Linked DNA regions of Homo sapiens: region 1 is linked to region 2. The links are chromatin loops, found by intact Hi-C in ENCODE. Cell type or tissue: CD4-positive, alpha-beta T cell. All regions are shown on one strand. Each heading gives the region's core, and the rest is flanking DNA. Links, peaks and the distances in the headings are about the cores only.

Region 1 (10,603 bases), core at 1,649-9,648, 51 kb before region 2:
TGATCATTTGGTTTTTGGTTTAAAGAGAAAGACATATGACTCTTCCTTTTACTTGAATGCTTAGAGGCCATTGTAGGGTTATTAATTGGCCTAATTTCAGTACTGTCTTGTCCAAGGGAATAGGGAGGCCCAAGGAGAGAGAGAGAGATGGGGGAACAGCTGATTGGTGGAGTAGTCAGAATATACACATTTATCACTTAAGTTTTGCCATCTTTTCTTTTTCTTTTTCTTTTTTTTTTTTGAGACAGTCTTGCTCTGTCACCCAGGCTGGCATGCAGTGGCATGATCTCAGTTCACTGCAACCTCTGCCTCCTGGGCTCAAGCAATTCTCCTGCCTCAACCTCCCGAGTAGCTGGTATTACAAGCGTGCGCCACCATACCCAGCTAATTTTTATATTTTTTAGTAGAGACAGGGTTTGCCATGTTGGCCAGGCTGGTCTCGAATTCCTGACCTCAAGTGATCCACCCGCCTTGGCCTCCCAAAGTGCGGGGATTACAGGCGTAAGCCACTGCCGCCTGGCCAAGTTTGCCACCTTTTTTATTTTTTTTATTTTTTGAGATGGAGTCTCACTCCATCACCCAGGCTGGAGTGCAGTGATGCAATCTCGGCTCACTGCAGTCTCTGCCTCCTGGATTCAAGCGATTCTCCTGCCTCAGCCTCCCGAGTAGCTGGGACTACAGGCATGTGCCAGCACGCCCAGCTTGTTTTTTGTATTTTTAGTAGAGACGGGGTTTCACCATGTTGGCCAGGCTGGTCTCCAACTCCTGACCTCAGGTGATCTGCCCGGCTCAGCCTCCCAAAGTGCTGGGATTACAGGCGTGAGCCACCCCGCCCGGCCAAGTTTGCCATCTTTTATGGGTGCAGTTTGTGGTGCCGCAAAATGATGATAGTAGTAACATCAGAGAGCATTGATCACAGATCACCATAACAAATATAATAATGAGAAATTTGAAACATTGTGAAAATTACCAAAATGTGACAGAGACATGAAGTAAGCACATGCTATTGGAAAAATGGCACTGGTAAACTTGCTTGATGCAGGGTTGCCACACACCTTCAATTTGTTAAAAACTCAGTATCTGCGAAGTACAGTAAAGCAAAGCACAATCAAATGAGGTGCGCCTGCATATTACAACCAAGAGGCTTTTCGCAGAAACACGAGTGTGCTTCAACATTCAAAAATCAGTTGGTGTAATTCACCACATTAAGATAATAAAGGAGGCCGGGTGCGGTGGCTCACACCTGTAATCCCAGCACTTTCAGAAGCCGAGGTGGACAGATCACTTGAGGCCAGGAGTTTGAGAGCAGCCTGGCCAACATAGTGAAATCCTGTCTCTACTAAAAATAGAAAAATTAGCCGGGCAGGGTGGCACGCACCTTTAGTCCCAGCTATTCGGGAGGCTGAGGCAGGTGAATCCTTGAAACCAAGAGGCGGAGGTTGCAGTAAGCTGAGATCACGCCAATGCATTCTAGCCTGGGCAACAGTGAGACCCAGTATCAAAAAAAAAAAAAAAAAAAAAAAAAGATAATAAAGGAGAAAAACCATATAGTCTATTCAATAAATACAGAAAACGCATCTGACAAAATTCAGTGCCCTTTCATGATAAAAATTCAGCAGATTAGAAATAGAGGAAGTGCATGTATGAAAGAGCTACAGATAGATTGTACTTAATTGTGAAATATTGAACATGTTACCCCGAAAATCAGGAAAAAGGCAAAGATGTCCACTCTAACCACTTCTATTCAACATTATACTAGAGGTCATAGCCAGTATAATGAGGCAAGAAAAAACATAAGAGGCATTAATATTTAAAGGAAGTAAAACTGTTTCTATTTGTAGGTAATGTCGAAAATGTGAAAGAAACTATCAGAACCTGCTAGAACTAAAAAGTGAATTCAGCAAGGTCTCAGGGTACGAGATCATTCAAAAACTAATCAGAAATGAAATTTCAAATGCAATATCGTTAGGAATAATTTAATAAGAAATGTACAAGATTTACACGCTGAAACTGAAAATGTTGCTGAAAGAAATTAAAGACCTAAATAAATGGAATGTTGTACCATGTTCATCAGCTGAAAGACTAAGTGTCTTTACAGTGTCAGTTCTCCCTTCATTGAACTGTAGATTCATAACCCCAGTCATAACTGCAGGGTTTTTTTTGTAGAAATTGATTGTAAAATGTATATGGAAGCTGGGCACGGTGGCTTATGCCTGTAAACCAGCACTTTGGGAGGCTGAGGCAGACAGATGACTTGAGGTCAGGAATTTGAGACCAGCCTGGCTAACATGACGAAACCCCGTCTCTACAAAAAATACAAAAATTAGCCAGACATGGTGGCACACACCTGTAATCCCAGCTACTTGGGAGGCTGAGGCATGAGAATCACTTGAACCCGGAGGTGGAGGTTGCAGTGAGCCAAGATCATGCCACTGCACGCCCGCCTGGGCAACAGAGTGAGACTTTGCCTCAAATAAATAAATAAATAAAACGTATATGGAAATGCAAAGGACCTAGAACATCCAAAGTAAACTTGAAAGAGAACAAAATTAAGGGGCTTATGTGATGTGACTTTATAGTCATTTGATTTTTAACAGAGGCACCAGAACAGTCCGGTGCGGGAAAGGAAAGTCTTTTAGCACGTGCCGGATGATGGCAAATGACATCCATACCAGACAAAAATGAACCTTGACCTTACCCTAAATATTAGTTTCTTAGAGTTGCCACAAACTAGGTGGCTTAAAACCACAGAAATTTGGCTGGGTGCGGTGGCTGACGCCTGTAATCCCGGCCTTTGGGAGGCCGAGTCGGGCAGATCACCTGAGGTCAGGAGTGCAAGACTAGCCTGGCCAACGTGGTGAAACTTTGTCTCTACTAAAAATACAAAAAACTTAGTCAGGTGTAGTGGTGCACACATATAATCCCAGCTAGCCAGGAGGCTGAGGCAGGAGAATTGCATGAACCTGGGAGGTTGCACTGAGCCAAGATTGCACCACTGCACTCCAGCCTGGGTGACAGAGTGAGACTCCGTCTCAAAACAAAACCACAGAAATTTGCTGTCTCATAATTCCAGAGTCTAGAAGTCCAAAATCAACTGTCATCAGGGCCATGGTCTCTGTGAAACCTGTAGGGGAGTCCTTCCTTGCCTCTTCCTAGCTTCCAGTGGTTGGCAACCTTTGGCATTCTTTGATTTGCAGCTGCATTACTTCAATATCTGTCTTCCTCATCACACAGCATTCTCCATGTATGTCTCTGTCTTTACATGGCCTCCTTCTTGTAAGAACAACAGTAATATTGGATTGGGGCCTGCCCTACTCCAGTGTGACCTCACCTTAACTAATTACACCTGCAACAACGCTGTTTCCAACTAAGGTCTCAGTGTGAGGTACTGAGGGTTAGGACTTCAACATATCTTTTTTGGGGGACATAGTCCAACCCATGACACTACTTCACACCATACATAAAAATTAATTCATGAGAGATTATAGACCTAAATGTTTTAAAAGCTAAAAATATAAAGCTTCTGCAAGAAAACATAGGAGAATATCTGTGCAGTCCAAAGAATAAGGTTTTTTTTAAACACAATTTCACTCTGTTGCCCAGGCTGGAGTGCAGTGGTGCGATCTCAGCTCACTGCAACCTCTGCCTCCCGAGTTCAAGCGATTCCCATGCCTCAGCCTTCCAAGTAGCTGGGATTACAGGTGTGCGCCACCATGCCTGGCTAATTTTTGTATTTTTAGTAGAGGCAGGGTTTTGCCATGTTGGCCAGGCTGGTCTCAAACTCCTGACCTCAAGTGATCTGCCTGCCTCGGCCTCCCAAAGTGCTGGGATTACAGGTATGAGCCACCGTGCCAGGCCAAAAAAAGATTTATTAGGATACATGAAGCAATAGCTATTAAAAGAAAAAATAAATTGGACTTCATTAAAATTTAAAACTTTTGGTCCTCAAAAGATACCATTAAGAAAATGAAAAGACAGAGCTGGGCGTGGTGAGGCTTGCCTGTAGTCACTACTGGGTACTTGAGAGGCTGAGGCAGGAGGATCACTTGAGCCCAGGAGTTCTAGGCCAACATAGGCAATATAGTGAGACAGTGTCTCTTAAAAAAAAAAAGAAAAAGAAAAAACAAAAGAAAATAGGCTGAGAGCTGTGGCTCATGCTTGTAATCCCAGCACTTTGGGAGTACAAGGCAGATGGATTGCTTGAGCTCAGGAGTTCAAGACCAGCCTGGGCAACAGTGAAATCCCATCTCTACAAAAGATACAAAAAATTAGCCAACCATGGTGGCGTGCACCCGTAGTCCATAGTCCCAGCTACTCGGGAAGCAGAGGCAGGAGGATTGCTTGATCCCAAGGAGGTCAAGGCTGCAGTGAGCTGAGGTCGCGCCACCGCACCCCAGCCTGGGTGACTGAGTGAGACCCTGTCTCAAAGAAAATGAAAAGACAAGTCCACCAAGAAAACAGTTGAGACCAGTCATAGAAAAAATAGAAAGTCATATCTGACAAAGGATTTGTATTCAGAAGAATTCCTATAACTCGGTAATAAAAAGACAACCTGATTTTTAAAGGGTGAAAATATTTTAATGGATACTTTTTTTTTTTTTTTTGAGACAGAGTCTCACTGTGTCACCTAGGCTGGAGTGCAGTGGTGCCATCATACATAGCTCACTGCAGACTCGAACTCCTGGGCTCAAGTGGTCTTCCTGCCTCAGCCTCCTGCGTAGCTAGGACTACAAGCACGTGCCACTATGCCTGGCTAATTTTTAAATTTTTTGTAGACATGGGCTGGTGTGTGTCTGTGTTGTCTAGGCTGGTCTTGAACTCCTGGGCTCAAGTGATCCTCCCACCTCTGCCCCCCAAAGTGCTGGGCCACCACGCCTGGTGTGGTGTCACCAGAGATGAGCCACCATGCCCTGCCTGATACTTTTCTTTTATCATCTGTTTATTTCTTGTTTATGGGTGTTTCTGTTCTGATTTTATGACTATTCTGTATTCTAAGATTTCTCTGAGAATATTATTTGTTTCCTCTAAGGACAGACTTGGTCTCTCTTCCATGGGGCTGGTTCTTGAGCCGCCAGGGATGGGGGGAGGACCTGGGTAGCTGCTGCGCTGCCCCTTCTCTGCTGTGGTGGAGTGGCCCGTTGCCTGCGGGGTCTGTCTCTGAAGGGTGGTTTGGAGAAGTTCTGTGGAGGCGAGGCAGGGGTCAGCTCTTGCCCCATGGACCCTCAGAGACTGGGAAAAGGTAGGCATCACCTGGGCTGCTGCCAGCCACATCAAGAGCCTTTGGGGTGGGTGGGGTGGGGGCCGGGGAAGGGAAGGTTCTAGCTGTTGATTTAGAAAAGACCCATTGATTTCTTGCCTGAGGGAAGAAGTGGCACCTTGCCACTCCAAGTTTGCTCTGCTCACCAGCCCCAACAGCATCAGCCTCACCTGGGAGCTTATTGAAGGTGCCCTGCCCCAAAGCTTGTGGGTCGGGATCTGGCAGTCAGCAGCCCCCAGGTGTTGCACACATGACAGCACTGCTTGCCCCTCCTCTCGTCTGGTCTGGTCTGGTCTGGTCTGGTCTGGTCTGAGAGCTTCTTTGGGGCTCTGACAGGTATACAGGCTCTCATCTGCTCTACAGCTCTCTTGTAGTACATTCCTCTCTGTTCCATTAGTCAACATGTTCTTGCCTACTTCCAGCATCTAGAAATTTGCTGAGTGTATCTTATCCGTTCAGAGGTCCTCTCCTGCTATTGCCTCTGTTAGAAATTTCTTCCCTTTCATATGTCTGTACTTCGGTTTCTTTGAGGTTTGAAGGGTCAAGTGGCAATTACATGTAGGCAGTTGGCCATCCTCTGGTGAAGGCTTTAAAGCCCAGGAATAACAAGATCCATTATGTCTAAAACTAGCAAAAACCCTACCTGTCACATGGTGAACTGAATTAGAGGTGATGGGGACAGAAGCCAGATTGGAGTGAGTGGAAGGTGAGGGAGTGGAGATTGGGTATAGACAACTCTCTTTAAGAAGTTTTGTTGTGATGGTGACCAGAAAAATAGGAGTGGGGTAGAGGGGGATGAGGGTGTTTTTCACGTGGGTGAATATGAGAGCATGTTTACATCCTTCTGGGAATGGCCCAGGAGAGAGGGGAGCGTGAGAAGGAGGAAATGGGGACCTGGAGGAGCAGACTCCTTGTGTGGAGGGGGGAAGCGGCATCTAGAGCTGTTGCAGGAGGTGGGCTTTGAGTAAATGCTTCCTCTTTGGTAAAGACGGGGAACGGGAACGGTAGAAGTTGCACGGACCCTTTGTTAAAGCTCAGAAGCTGAGCGAGAATTAGAGCTTAAGTTTATGGAGTAGTCAGAATAAAGTACCCCTAACTGTATTCTTGCACAGTGCAGGAAGCCAGGGGTCTGAAATCAAGATGTTGCAGGGCTCCATTCCCCCCAGAGCCTCTAGCATGGATCCTTCCTTGCCTCTTCCAGCTTTTGGTGGCTGCCTGGCAGTCCTAGACTTTCCTTGGCTTGCAGTTGCATTGCTCCATTCTCTGCTTGTGTCTTCACATGGCCTTCTCTGTGTCCCCGTATTCTTCTCTGGATGCTTGTCACTGTATTAGGCCCACCCTAAATCCAGGATGATCTCATATCAAGATCCTTCACTTAATTACAGAAGCAAAGACCTTCCAAATAAGGTCAGAGCCACAGGGTCTGGGGGTTAAGACATACACCTAACTATTCGGGGCTACCATCGAACCCCTGTAGAAGCCTGTCCATTTCCAGGATAGCAGAGCCCAAGGAAGGGCCAGAAGTCCCCCCAAAACAGTTGTTTGCATTCACCAGATTCTAAGCTATAAGCAGATGGGCAGTGGCAGTCGGTCCTAATCCATATACCATTGGCAACAATAGTTTAGTTCACTGTAGACATAATGAGATGCTTATCTTCTGCTAAGTAGTCCTCATGGTAACAGCCATATTACTCCTGGCTTTGAGTGACAGCGCTGTGCTCTTGTCTGGTGCCCATATACTTCAGCAGCTGGAAACAAGACAGTGCTCATGATTCACCGGAAAGTTTCTGTAGTTAAAATCAAGTGATCCCTTGAGTCTATTCTAATATTTGTCTGTACCATGTTCTGTGACGAGACATGGAAACAAAACATTAAGAAGTGAAAGTATCTTTGATTATGCTCTTGAAGACAACTTTTTGTTTGTTTGTTTTGTTTGAGACGGAGTTTCACTCTTGTTGCCCAGGCTGGAGTGCAATGGTGTGATCTCGGCTCACTGCAACCTCCGCATTCCCGGGTTCAAGCGATTCTCCTGCCTCAGCCTCCCAAGTAGCCAGGATTACAGGCATGCACCACCACGCCTGGCTAATTTTTTTTATTTTAGTAGAGACGGGGTTTCACCATGCTAGTCAGACTGGTCTCAAACTCCTGACCTCAGGTGATCCGCCTGCCTCTGCCTCCCAAAGTGCCGGGATTACAGGTGTGAGCCACCGTGCCTGGCCGAAGACAACTTTTTAAAGATGCATATGCTCTGGGCTGGGTGTGGTGGCTCACACCTGTAATCCCAGCACTTTGGGAGGCCAAGGCGGGCAGATCACCTGAGGTCAGGGGTTCAAGACCAGCCTGGCCAACATGGTGAAACACCGTCTCTACTAAAAGTATAAAAATTAGCCGGGTGTGGTGGCGGGTGCCTGTAATCACAGCTACTCAGGAGGCTGAGGCAGGAGAATCGCTTGAACCCCAGAGGCGGAGGTTGCAGTGAATTGAGACTGTGCCACTGCACTCCAGCCTGGGCGACAGAGTGAGACTTGGTCTCAATAAATAAAATAAAATAAAGATGCATATATGCTCTGAAGGCTGGCTACATTTTATTTTTTCTCAAACAACTTTTACAGTGGATAGTGCTGTAAAAGTTGTTTAGCTCTGGTCATTTTATCTTTTTTGTGATCTGCAAAAGGAGATCCTTTTCCTTTTCACTGCCTCTAATACCCAACTCCAATACTCCTTTGACCTCACAGGCACTTAGAATCCATCAGTGGCTCCATCTTTTCTCAGACTTCACCTCCTTCGTATCCTTATTCCTCTCCTTTGTAGCTTCAGTGCCAGTCAGACGTCGTTACTCCCTGGCACACTACCTCAGCCCTTCGGCACTTTCTTGCTTTGTTATATTCAGTCGACAAAGCCCCAGCCTCATGAAATTCAGTCATGTCTGCCCCATGCCTGCTCCGTCCTGAAGCTGAATGTGACTCCTTCATTGATTCCCCCTTTAAGTTCATGTCTACCCCAGGTAAACTTCTTGCCGCCAAGCCCACCTGCATACTGCAGTTCCCCGGTCTCTCCTAGCCCCTCCCACCCTCCTCATCAGCTGTCACACCTCCTTGCAGCTGATATCTTAGTTCCCAGAGAGCACAGAAGCAAGCTCAAGAGAGTGTCTACAGGCCAGCGTCTACTCCTTCGCTCTGCCTCCCTCATGCTGTCACGGAGCGCCTGTCCCAGGCCCTCACTCCTGTTCTAAGGCATCTCTCCAGTCCTCTACTGCACTCTCCCCCATCAGAGATTCCTCCCTCGCCTGCCCTAGAAACTTGTTGCTACTTCTCCCACCTTGACAAAAGCTGCTCCCAACCCCCCACCTGTCTAGCATCTCTGTTTTCCTTTACCAGCAAGACTCCAGTCCCTGTCTCCACACCCTCTTCAACCTTCTCCAGTTGTTCCTTTGCTGCCACAGCTCTGCCAAGCTGCTCCATGAGGTCTCCAGTGATGACCTTCATGTTGTTAAATCTGGGAGCTGCTTGTCACTTCTTTTCCCAGAGCTGTCGTCGTCAGTTAACCCCAATACCCATACGAGACAATCCTTTCCCTCCCTTGAGTCTCTGCACTGATGTGCACCTTCTCAGTGCAAACCACAGCTTTTGTCTCTTTCTAGCTGAATACATGACTGACTGTGCTTATCTTAGCTGTCACCCCTGCTGGAGCAGAAGCTCCACAGGACAGGATTGTCTCCTTGATTCACAGATGTAGCTCAAGCTCCTAGAACAGTGCCTGGTGTCTGTGGGTCCTCAGGAAGTCCTAGGTGAGTGTGTGAATGTCTGTCCTCCTCGGTCTTTTCTGTTTCGCATGTGATGTTGGAAGGCCTCAGGTTCAGGCTTTTCTTCTCCACCCTCACTCCCGAAGTGATTCCGTCCAGCCTCATGGCTCCCAAATTTATGTCTCCAGGCTGACTGGGTCACGGGAACTCCTTATCCTCCCTAGACCTTCTCTTTCCCTGGTCTTCTCCTTTCCAGTAAACAGCAACTCCAACTCCTGCTCCTCAGGCCAGAAACCTGGCGCTGGTTACCTCATTTGTTCACAAATACTGTTACTCCACCTGCAAGATGGATACAAAATCTCATGAGTTCCCCTGCCTCCATGGCCCCCACCCTGGTCCAGGTGTCCAGCTTCCCTGCCTCTGCCCTTGCCCCCTGGTTCTTTGTTTAGTCCTGCAATATTGTGCTCTTCTGTTCAGAACCCTCCAGTGGGTCCCTGCTTGCTCAGAGTCACAGCCCAACAGGATCACCTCTCTTGCCACTCTCCCACCACTCATGCACTGCGGCCTCACTGGCCTCCTGGCTCCTCCCTGGACCCTCCAAGTATGCCCCTGCCTCAAGGCCTTGACCTCTCCTCTGCCCTCTGTCCCAGGTATCACACATGTCTGCTCAAGTGTCACCTTCCCAATGTGGCCTTCCCCGAGCACACCCATGTCTGTAAGTCAGGCAGCCTGCCTCTGCCCCACCAGTTCCCCCTGCCTAGCATAGGACTTGTCACCATCTGCCACAAGCTGTGTTACTGCTTGGTTTTGTTTGTGCTCTCCCACTCCCTTCCCCTCCCTCCCTCTCCCCACCCCTATAGAATCTGAGTCCCATGAGGACAGAGATTTTTTTTTTTGCCTCTTCCTCAATATATCCCCAGTGCCTAGAATCATGCATATTTTAATTTATTGAGTGAATTAACAAATAAATTCTGCAGTGGGACATTGCTCTAAGGTTTTGTCTTATAAGAGGGACAGAAGAACATGCAGCCTGCTCTGCTGTTGGCTCCTTAGCTTCTCCATGGCTAACAGGAACAATATTGTTTATGAGATAATCAAAGCCATAGTCATGAGTTAGAAGGTACATATAAAGGCAAATATGTGGAGATTGAGTTACTTTGGCGGGGGCGGAGGGGTGTGTAGTTATCTGAAAACATGGAACAAATCAATGAGAGTCTAAATAGCACCCACATATTTGCCCCTCTTTTAAAACATACCTCCTTTATGAGTGTAGAATTTAACAGCACAGTTTCCCAGTGCAGCTTTGCGAAACAAGAGAAATGAATTTTAAAGGCTGTCAGGTGCCTTTGCAATCTGTGGCTTAGTATTTGTGTAACAACATTTGTGTTTTGCCAACAGATGTACTGCTTAAAGTACCCATGAGAATGGCCTCTGTGGTTTTCTACTTTCTCGGATGGAACCTTAGGAACTGATTATTGAGAAGAGGCTGATACTGCCCACCTCAGCTCCCAGGCAGGCTTCAGGGCCTTGGTTACTACTCCTTTGGGCCCTCACTGACCCTTGCAGACGTCTTTTGCAACCTCTGTAGCCAGAAGAGACAACTG
Region 2 (10,603 bases), core at 225-8,224:
CCGGCTCAGGATTTGGCCCACGGTGGGGTCAATTTTTTTTTTTTTTTTTTTTTTTTTTTTTTTGAGGTGGAGTCTTGCTCTGTCATCCAGGCTGGAGTGCAGTGGTGTGATCTCAGCTCACCACAACCTCCACCTCCCGGGTTCAGGCGATCCTCCTGCCGCAGCCTCCCGAGTAGCTGGGACTACAGGCATGCACCACCACACCTGCCTAATTTTTGTATTTTTAGTAGAGATGAGGTTTTGCCACATTGGCCAGGCTAGTCTCGAACTCCTGACCCCAGGTGGTCTGCGCGCCTCAGCCTCCCAAAGTGCTGGGATTACAGGCGTGAGCCACCACGCCTGGCCCGACCCAATGTTTTCTATAGAGCTCTTTCCCAGGCCTCTCCCCTTTGCAAGCAGCGTAGCTGGAGGGTCTCATCAGCAAGCCCCGGAGGCGAGGGGGTCTGGGGCTACCAGCTGGACCACCTACAGCTGAGGGAGGGCCCCCTTGCCTCCTCCTGCATGCTGCGTTTGGGGAGAGCGGGAAGAATGCCTTCAAGGACTTCCCGACCACCAGGGACAAAGGGATGAGCCCTGGGAGCCGAAGCCCAGCAGATTCTATTGAACGTGTCCCCAGCCATTGCTTAAGAAGTGCAGGTCACGGAGACTTTGCTCCTCGTTTTCCAGAAGGGGGAAACTGAGGCCTAGAGAGTGAAGTGGCTGTTCCAGGCTGCACGGTGACAGGTAGAAGGATGGTTGGGATCAAGGAACGGCCATCCAGCAACCTCCCCTGTCCCCCTTTGCCACCCCAGACCCAGGCCTGCCCACCTCTCTCCTGGCCTCAGCGACTGGACATCCTTCTGGGTACAGCCCGGGCAATTCAGTTTCTACATCAGGACAGCCCCAGCCTCATCCATGGAGACATCAAGAGGTGAGGAGGGGCCCTTGAGAACTGCCGGGGCAGGGCCTGCAGCAAGGGGGGCCCCGCGTCCTATCAATGTGGGGATCAGGCATGGCCTGGGACCTCAACACCCCGGCATCGCACAGGTGTGGGAACGGGCCAAGGATGGGCCCTACTGATGAGCAGAGGCCCCCAGGCAGCTGGAGCGCTCAGGGCAGTGCCAGCGCTTTCTGTGGGCAAGGCACCGGGCTGGCAGCCTCGAGTCCAGCCTTATCTAAGCCGGGCAGGTGTAGGAGCTAGGACCGGGCTGACGCCACTGTCTTCTCTCCCCAAGTTCCAACGTCCTTCTGGATGAGAGGCTGACACCCAAGCTGGGAGACTTTGGCCTGGCCCGGTTCAGCCGCTTTGCCGGGTCCAGCCCCAGCCAGAGCAGCATGGTGGCCCGGACACAGACAGTGCGGGGCACCCTGGCCTACCTGCCCGAGGAGTACATCAAGACGGGAAGGCTGGCTGTGGACACGGACACCTTCAGCTTTGGGGTGGTGAGCCACTGACCCCTCTGCTGGCTCAGAGGAGGAGAAGCCACAGGCAGGCAGAGGTGGGGGCTGCAGAGTGCACTGCGGGCCAGGGGCCATCTGCCAAGACCCCAGGAGGCTGCAGCTCCAGGGTCCCCCTCCCTCCGAGGCCCTCCTCCTCACCCTGCACCTAACTGTGTGTTTGTAATTTGTCTTCAAGTGGGCTCTCCGAGTTGCCCGAGCTTCAGTCCCATAACATCTGGCTCTGCCTTTGTCCACACCCTTGTCAGGCCCAATCCATGTCCACACCAGAGGCCTCTTCCCTGCCAAGGCCACTGCCATGCTCTCCCTCTTCCCTCTCTCCAGGTAGTGCTAGAGACCTTGGCTGGTCAGAGGGCTGTGAAGACGCACGGTGCCAGGACCAAGTATCTGGTGAGCCCCTTGAGGCAGGGCCAGGAGGGACACACAGCTGCTGGCAGCCAGCAGGCACAGCCCCAGTGGCGGGGATAACTGGGGCGCAGTGCCCATGGATGCCTCTGCTGCCACAGTGGCCTCATTTTTGAAAGTAGGCAGGGCTCCAAACAACTTCGTTTACCTTGCCGAGGACAAACCTGTCTGTCCTGCAGACACTATGGGCCTTGTACAGACCCCACCTGGGCTGGGGGCAGGGGGAAGGGCGGTCCCAGGGCACTGAGACCCAAGCTGCAGTGGAACTCAGAGGACTCTGGCCGGAGAAAGGCGGTGGTAGAGAAGAAGCAGGCCCCGAGGAACCTCCTGGGCCCCAGCAGGCTGCAGCTGAGCTCTCCGCACCGTGCAGGGCAGCCTGAGCTGCCTCACGGTCTTACTCCACTCAGTCTGCCTCACCGTGGACTGTGGTGGGGCCAGGAGACTAGAGACCTGGGTTTTAGCCCCAGCCTGACAGTGGCCTTCCAGCAAATTCCTGCTCCCCTGTGGGCCTGTTTTCCCATATGCAAAACAGACTTCACAGAATGTGCTCAGCCAGTAATTGCTTCACTGCTTCTCCTCTTGTTTGGGGCGGTTCCTGTGTGCTGTGGGGTCTCCGTCAGGATTCAGCCCCGCTGAGAACCCAGGAGCCGGGCTTGAGCCCTCCTTCCTTTCCCTTCCCCGTCCGTCCATCCATGCATCCTGCTGAAGAAGCGCACCAGGCTCCTTGGGGGTCCTTGGACTTCCCCACTTGCTCCCCACCCTGCAGCCAAAGTGCTCTTTTCAAAGGCCCCTTTGCCTTTTCTCTGCTCTTGGGGTGAAGGCCCAGTCCCTTATGTGGTTGACCCCCCAACGCCCCAGGTCCCTGGGACTCGGGGCGCTCCCTGCTGCCTGCTTCACAGCCTTAGTATGTGCCGTTCGCTCTGCGAGAAAAGCCACCGCCCACCCAGGTGGTTCCTCCTGGTCTGTCTGATTTCAGAACTGGAGATGGCCTCCGGTCCTGTTTCCACCCTGGGGGCGCCTCTCTGCGGGGCGCCTCTCTCTCTGGGGTACCTCTTTGTCTGTGGGGCACCTCTCTGTGGGGCGCTTTCCTTCTCGGCTCTGCCCTCTCAGGCTACTTCCTGCCTTCAGACCCCAGCTCCATGGGGCTCTCCCCCACCAGGAAGTCAGCTCTGTCAAACCGGGTCCCAGGGTTCTGTTTGTTCCTGTATCCCTAGGGCCCAGAGCACCACTGGCCCACAGTAGGTGTTTAATAAATCTCTAGAAGCTACTCGGGAATCTGAGGCAGGAGGATCGCTTGAGCCTGGGAGTTGGAGACCAGCCTGGGCAACATAGCAAGATAGGCATGGTGGTACACACCTGTAATCCCAGCTGCTCGGGAGGCCGAGGTGGGAGGATCACGAGCCTGGGAGGTTGAGGCTGCACTGAGCCATGATTGCACCACTGCACTCCAGCCTGGGTGACAGAATGAGTCCCTGTCTCAGAAAAAAAGTAAGTTGTAGAAAGACCAAGAGCTGTGGCACAGTGTCTCACACCTGTAACACCAGCACTTTGGGAGGCTGAGGCGGGAGGATCACTTGAGCCTACTTGGAGACCAGCCAGGCCAACAAAGCGAGACCCCATCTCTTTTTTTTTTTTTTTTTTTTTTATCAAAACCCATACGATTGAGTGACAAGGACCTGAGGACTGCAGCTGCAGGTGTGGCCACCTGGTAGCCATACTGACAGTATTTATCCCACAGAAAGACCTGGTGGAAGAGGAGGCTGAGGAGGCTGGAGTGGCTTTGAGAAGCACCCAGAGCACACTGCAAGCAGGTCTGGCTGCAGATGCCTGGGCTGCTCCCATCGCCATGCAGATCTACAAGAAGCACCTGGACCCCAGGCCCGGGCCCTGCCCACCTGAGCTGGGCCTGGGCCTGGGCCAGCTGGCCTGCTGCTGCCTGCACCGCCGGGCCAAAAGGAGGCCTCCTATGACCCAGGTAGCCAGCTGCGCACTGGGACGGGGTGGCCAGATAGAAAGCCCGCATTCCAGGCCTTGCTCTGTAGTGACCCCATCTCAGCACCTGCTAGGTCTCTCTGGAGTCTCCACACATTTCTTGCTTGCCCTTTGGTTCTGTTTGGGGCAGCGCCCCTCTGAACTGAGGGGCCCCGGGCAGTCCTGCTTTGCGGAGCCCAGCTCCGACCCCCTTCACATAGAGAGAAGGAAAGAGCTGCTGCCGCGCCCCCTGCTGGGCGCACTGCACTACTGCATCTGCCTTTTTCTGTCCCCTCCCTAGTACCCCACCTCTTCTCCTCTGGTGACAGTTGAAAATGGAGAGGCCCCGTTTGAGGGCAGCGGGGCAGTGAGATTCATTTTGTAGAAAAGAACGAGGCCATTCTCAGTCCTTGCTTTTGGCAGCCGCGCTTCTCAGCACTCCCTGTGATGGGAACAGAGGGGCGAGGGGCAGAGCGTTCCCAGCTGCAGGGTATGTCATTTTAGAGCCCTGGGGCAGGTCACGGACGGCCTGGAGCAGCCCTGTGGTTTGCCCACGGGGTGACCGGCCAGGGCTGCCATCTCACCCTGAGAGTCCCTCTTTTCCACTTGCAGGTGTACGAGAGGCTAGAGAAGCTGCAGGCAGTGGTGGCGGGGGTGCCCGGGCATTCGGAGGCCGCCAGCTGCATCCCCCCTTCCCCGCAGGAGAACTCCTACGTGTCCAGCACTGGCAGAGCCCACAGTGGGGCTGCTCCATGGCAGCCCCTGGCAGCGCCATCAGGAGCCAGTGCCCAGGCAGCAGAGCAGCTGCAGAGAGGCCCCAACCAGCCCGTGGAGAGTGACGAGAGCCTAGGCGGCCTCTCTGCTGCCCTGCGCTCCTGGCACTTGACTCCAAGCTGCCCTCTGGACCCAGCACCCCTCAGGGAGGCCGGCTGTCCTCAGGGGGACACGGCAGGAGAATCGAGCTGGGGGAGTGGCCCAGGATCCCGGCCCACAGCCGTGGAAGGTAGCTGGGGAGACGGGTTCCCAGGAGAGGGACCAAGGCCTCTTTGGGCCAAAGCCCCTGTAAGTCCCCACCCCAGCCTTCTAGAAGAGAACCAGGGCCAAATGTTCAGCTCACTGTGACCTTAGCAACCCTGGTTTCCCCTCCCCAGGCCACATCCTTCCCAGGTGGAGCTTGCTCTCCAGCCCTCCCCCCACCCCATTCCTGAAGGCTGGGAACAAGGAGGGCTCTGTCTGGTAGCCTGAGAGCTGGGCCCTGCCCTTGGACTTCTCTGAGGAATTCAGGCCTGAGGCCAGGGAGGCAGGGTGCTAGGCTGCGGGCTGGGGAGCCACAGCATGAGGCTAAGGGAGTGCCATCTCCACCCCAGGACTGGCCCTTGGCAGCTCTGCATCATCGTCGTCAGAGCCACCGCAGATTATCATCAACCCTGCCCGACAGAAGATGGTCCAGAAGCTGGCCCTGTACGAGGATGGGGCCCTGGACAGCCTGCAGCTGCTGTCGTCCAGCTCCCTCCCAGGTGCTGCCGCCCAGGCTGGCCTCTGGGGTGCTCAGGCGCATCCGTGTCAGCCCCAAAGAGCAGAGTGTCTGTCCCGACTGCGCTGAGGGCGTGGGGCAGCCGGGCAGGCCACTGGCTCTGGCGACCTCTAGAAGCCCAGCCGGCCCCACATGCCTCCCTTAGCAAGACCCTGGCCCACTCCTTCCCTCGCCTCCTGACAGTAGCACCTCCTTTAGCCCGAGGGTGCCTGCCCCACTCTGTGCTTTCAGGAAATAGGAAGCCCCAGCAGGAATTTTCCATCCCAGGTACTATTTGAAGAACCACTGCTTAGGAACCCTCAGCTGGGCGAGGTGGCTCATGCCTATAATACCAGCACTTTTGGAGGCCAAGATGGGAGGATCACTTGAGCCCAGGAGGTGGAGGCTACAGTGAGCTGTGATCAAGCCACTGCACTCCAGCCTGGGAGACAGTTAGACCCTGTCTCAAAAACAAATGAACAAACAAACAAAAACCCTCAATTCCCACGAACGCCCCAGGAGATAAGGGAGCATGGCCCAGGCCTTGAGCCAGGGCTTCTGGCAGTAGGGGAGCCTCCCCCATTTGCTAAGCGGACTTTCCTCTTCCTTCTGTAGGCTTGGGCCTGGAACAGGACAGGCAGGGGCCCGAAGAAAGTGATGAATTTCAGAGCTGATGTGTTCACCTGGGCAGATCCCCCAAATCCGGAAGTCAAAGTTCTCATGGTCAGAAGTTCTCATGGTGCACGAGTCCTCAGCACTCTGCCGGCAGTGGGGGTGGGGGCCCATGCCCGCGGGGGAGAGAAGGAGGTGGCCCTGCTGTTCTAGGCTCTGTGGGCATAGGCAGGCAGAGTGGAACCCTGCCTCCATGCCAGCATCTGGGGGCAAGGAAGGCTGGCATCATCCAGTGAGGAGGCTGGCGCATGTTGGGAGGCTGCTGGCTGCACAGACCCGTGAGGGGAGGAGAGGGGCTGCTGTGCAGGGGTGTGGAGTAGGGAGCTGGCTCCCCTGAGAGCCATGCAGGGCGTCTGCAGCCCAGGCCTCTGGCAGCAGCTCTTTGCCCATCTCTTTGGACAGTGGCCACCCTGCACAATGGGGCCGACGAGGCCTAGGGCCCTCCTACCTGCTTACAATTTGGAAAAGTGTGGCCGGGTGCGGTGGCTCACGCCTGTAATCCCAGCACTTTGGGAGGCCAAGGCAGGAGGATCGCTGGAGCCCAGTAGGTCAAGACCAGCCAGGGCAACATGATGAGACCCTGTCTCTGCCAAAAAATTTTTTAAACTATTAGCCTGGCGTGGTAGCGCACGCCTGTGGTCCCAGCTGCTGGGGAGGCTGAAGTAGGAGGATCATTTATGCTTGGGAGGTCGAGGCTGCAGTGAGTCATGATTGTATGACTGCACTCCAGCCTGGGTGACAGAGCAAGACCCTGTTTCAAAAAGAAAAACCCTGGGAAAAGTGAAGTATGGCTGTAAGTCTCATGGTTCAGTCCTAGCAAGAAGCGAGAATTCTGAGATCCTCCAGAAAGTCGAGCAGCACCCACCTCCAACCTCGGGCCAGTGTCTTCAGGCTTTACTGGGGACCTGCGAGCTGGCCTAATGTGGTGGCCTGCAAGCCAGGCCATCCCTGGGCGCCACAGACGAGCTCCGAGCCAGGTCAGGCTTCGGAGGCCACAAGCTCAGCCTCAGGCCCAGGCACTGATTGTGGCAGAGGGGCCACTACCCAAGGTCTAGCTAGGCCCAAGACCTAGTTACCCAGACAGTGAGAAGCCCCTGGAAGGCAGAAAAGTTGGGAGCATGGCAGACAGGGAAGGGAAACATTTTCAGGGAAAAGACATGTATCACATGTCTTCAGAAGCAAGTCAGGTTTCATGTAACCGAGTGTCCTCTTGCGTGTCCAAAAGTAGCCCAGGGCTGTAGCACAGGCTTCACAGTGATTTTGTGTTCAGCCGTGAGTCACACTACATGCCCCCGTGAAGCTGGGCATTGGTGACGTCCAGGTTGTCCTTGAGTAATAAAAACGTATGTTGCAATCTCGGGCTCTACTTGTGGACTTTGTTGCACCGAAAGCCTTGAGCTTTCCTGATGCCTTACACTTCAGGGTTCTTGAGCGTCCAGGGTCTTGTTACTACTCTGGGCTGGCCACACCCAGCACTTCCCGTGTCAGGTTTTTCCTGATGTAGTCCATGTTTTTTATGCTATTCTAAATGGTATCTTTGATTTTCTAGTTCATCATGATATTATACAGAAATGCAATTGATGCTGGGCACGGTGGCTCACGCCTGTGATTCCAGCGCTTTGGGAAGCTAAGGCGGGCAGATCACTTGAGGCCAGGAGTTTGAGACCAGCCTGGGCAACATGGCGAAACCCCGTCTCTACAAAAAGTACAAAAATTAGCCAGGCATGGTGGTGCATGCCTGTAGTTTGAGCTACTCAGGAGGCTGACCCAGGAGGATAGTTTGAGCCCAGGACGTTGAGGCTGCAGTGAGCCATGATTCCACCACTGCACTCCAGCCCGGGCAACAGAGGGAGACCTTGCCTCAAAAAAAAAAAAAAAAAAAAAAAAAGCGGTTGAGTTTTGCATATGAACCGTATATTCTGTGACCTTGTTTAAATTCTTTTTTTTTTTTCTTTTTTTGAGATGGAGTTTTGCTCTTGTTGCCCAGGCTGCAGTGCAATGGCGCTATCTCAGCTCACTGCAACCTCTGCCTCCTAGGTTCAAGTGATTCTCCTGCCTCAGCCTCCCGAGTAGCTGGGATTACAGGTGCCCACCACCACACCCGGCTAATTTTTTTGTATTTTTAATAGAGACAGGGTTTCCACATGTTGACCAGGCTGGTCTCGAACTCCTGACCTCCAGTGATCCGCCCGCCTCGGCCTCCCAAAGTGCTAGATTACAGGTGTGAGCCACTGCACCTGTCCCTGGCTGTCTGTATATTTACTTTTTTTTTTGAGATGGAGTTTCGCTCTTGTCACCCAGGCTGCAGTGCAATGGTGCGATCTCGGCTCATTGTAACCTCTGCCTCCCAGGTTCAGGTGATTCTCCTGCCTCAGTCTCCCGAGTAGCTGGGATTACAGGCGTCCGCTACCACGCCCGACTGATTTTTCTATTTTTAGTAGAGACGGGGTTTCAACATGTTGGCCAGTCTGATCTCGAACTCCTGACCTCAGGTGATTCACCCACCTCAGCCTCCCAAAGTGCTGGGATTACAGGTATGAGGCACTGTGCCCGGCTTTTTTTTTTTTTTTTTTTTTCTTCAGACAAGAGTCTTACTCTGTCACCCAGGCTGAAGTGCAGTGGTGCAATCTTGGCTCACTGCAACCTCCGCCTCCCAGGTTCAAGCGATTCTTCTGCCTCAGCCTCCATAGTAGCTGGGACTACAGGTGTGTGCCACCACGCCCAGCTAATTTTTATATTTTTATTTAGTAGAGACAAGGTTTCACCATGTTGGCCAAGCTGGTCTCGAACTCCTGACCTCAAGTGATCTGCCCGCCTCAGCCTCCCAAAGTGCTGGGATTACAGGTGTGAGCCGTGGCACCCAGCCCAGCCTTATTCTTTTAAACAATCTGACAATCTCTGCCTTTAGTTGGTCTGTTTAATCCATTTCCATTTAATGGTTGGAGTTAAGTCTATCATCTTGTTATTTGTTTTCTATTACCCCATCTGTTTTGACTTTTGGATTAATTACATATTTCTGGGATTCTGTTTTTTCTCTGCTATTGGCTTGGTCGCTCTAGTAATTCAGTGAGACTGCTGGTTCCGCTCAGGCCCCTTTGCTGAACCATGGTGTGAAAGTGCCTCCAGGCAGAAACTCAGGGTACTTGTAAGGCTCACCTTCTTTGTTTTCTCTCTGGTCACAGCCCTGCACAGCCTATTGTCCGATATCTAAAAATAGTTGCCCAGTGTTTTAGGTGTTTACAACTGGCATCAGTTATTCCACTGTGGCCAGAATTGCAAGTTTCTCCTCTTTTCTGAGGACTTCTTCACTCATAATGTCACCCGACATGATCAATTTCTTCCTTGCTTCTGGATCTATTTCTTTTCTTTTTTTTTTTTTTTTTGAGACAGAGTCACTCTGTCACCCAGGCTGGAGTGCAGCAGCATGATCTCAGCTCCCTGCAACCTCTGCCTCCCGGGTTCAAGCAATTCTCCTGCCTCAGCCTCCTGAGTAGCTGGAACTACAGGCATGTGTCACCAAGCCCAGCTAATGTTTGTATTTTTAGTAGAGACGGGGTTTCCCCATGTTGGCCAGGCTGGTCTCGAACTCCTGACCTCAGGTGATCCGCTCACCTCGGCCTCCCAAAATGCTGGGATTACAGGCGTGAGCCACTGCGCCCGGCCTCTGGATCTATTTTCATCAAACATGTCCTGGTAGCTTCCGTTCTTGAAGAATAAAAATAAAAACTCATTTGACCCAACACCCCCTCCAACCACAACCCTAATTCTCTGTTCCTCTTTGTAGCTAAACTTTTCAGAATCCTTGTCTGTTTTCTCACTTGCCCATTCCCTGTGCAGTCCCTCTTCCTCTGCTTCTACCCCTGCCACTCCATCCAATCAGCGTTCATCCAGAACACCAGGGATCTCCGTGTTGTCAAATCCATCCAGTCCTCTTGGACTTTCTCTCGCCGGTGCCTACTCCCCCACCAACCGCTTGTCTCTTGTGACCTCTGTGACGCTGAAGTCTGTGTTCTTTCTCAGCGTGCGTGGGCTCTCTCTACCCAGCCTCTACAAGGTGTGAGTCCCTCCAGACACGCCTCTGCGCCTTCTTAGCTGCCTGCACTCATTCCCGACGGTGATCTTCCTCATTCTCACGGCTCTATCATGTCCATTCCCAAACGGCAGCGCCTCCGTCATGCTCTCTCTCCTGAGGTTTTGGCCTTCTGATTTTTCTCACAGGCACCGTAAACTTAGATGGCCAAGCAGACTTGGGATTCCCTTTCACCATGAGCTTCCCACCTCAGCGTGTGGGACTAGTTCCAGCGCCCACCCAGCTGCCCACACCAGAGCCTCAGGAGTTAGGCTTTTCTGAAAGACTTTGTTAGGGAGGTATAAGTTAAAGGTAGAAAAGTACACAAACCGTACTCGTACAGCCCAATGACTGTTTTATATGTACACGGCCATGTGGCAGCCACCACATAGACCCACATATGAATCTGCTCCAGTTATCTCTTGCTAGGTACCAAGCCACCCCAAGATGTACGGGCTGAAAATAATGGCAATGTTTGTTTTGCTCGCGAGCCTGTGCTCTGTGAGGTCTCAGTTGGCAGAGCTCACCCGCTGCAG

What was found. A loop is a pair of places that touch in the nucleus more often than their neighbours do. Peaks named below come from ENCODE experiments on the same cell type or tissue, not always from the same donor. Only the 100,000 strongest peaks of a DNase experiment are listed, where the experiment ranks them.
Region 1: it touches region 2 in a loop (2.3-fold over the local background); 45 of 110 quality-filtered maps call a loop at or near these places.

What each region holds. Positions count from the first base shown.
Region 1 is chrX:154,059,791-154,070,393 of GRCh38, reverse strand. All of the region lies in intron 1 of MECP2 (methyl-CpG binding protein 2), which reads left to right. Among named protein-coding and RNA genes, the nearest start is that of MECP2, 33 kb to the left of the region's middle. In CD4-positive, alpha-beta T cell, for the core only: no CTCF peak of the experiment used is centred there; no DNase peak of the experiment used is centred there; H3K27ac peaks cover 300 bases.
Region 2 is chrX:154,007,256-154,017,858 of GRCh38, reverse strand. IRAK1 (interleukin 1 receptor associated kinase 1) reads left to right here. Exons shown (of 14, transcript NM_001569.4): 8 at 792-910; 9 at 1,215-1,422; 10 at 1,762-1,827; 11 at 3,581-3,817; 12 at 4,426-4,816; 13 at 5,181-5,330; 14 at 5,942-7,352. The coding sequence ends at 6,000. Among named protein-coding and RNA genes, the nearest start is that of IRAK1, 7.3 kb to the left of the region's middle. RefSeq lists enhancers at 3,932-4,915, 4,916-5,900. In CD4-positive, alpha-beta T cell, for the core only: CTCF peaks have their summits at 3,889 and 4,092 (motif pointing left); DNase peaks (open chromatin) are centred at 4,068 and 7,298.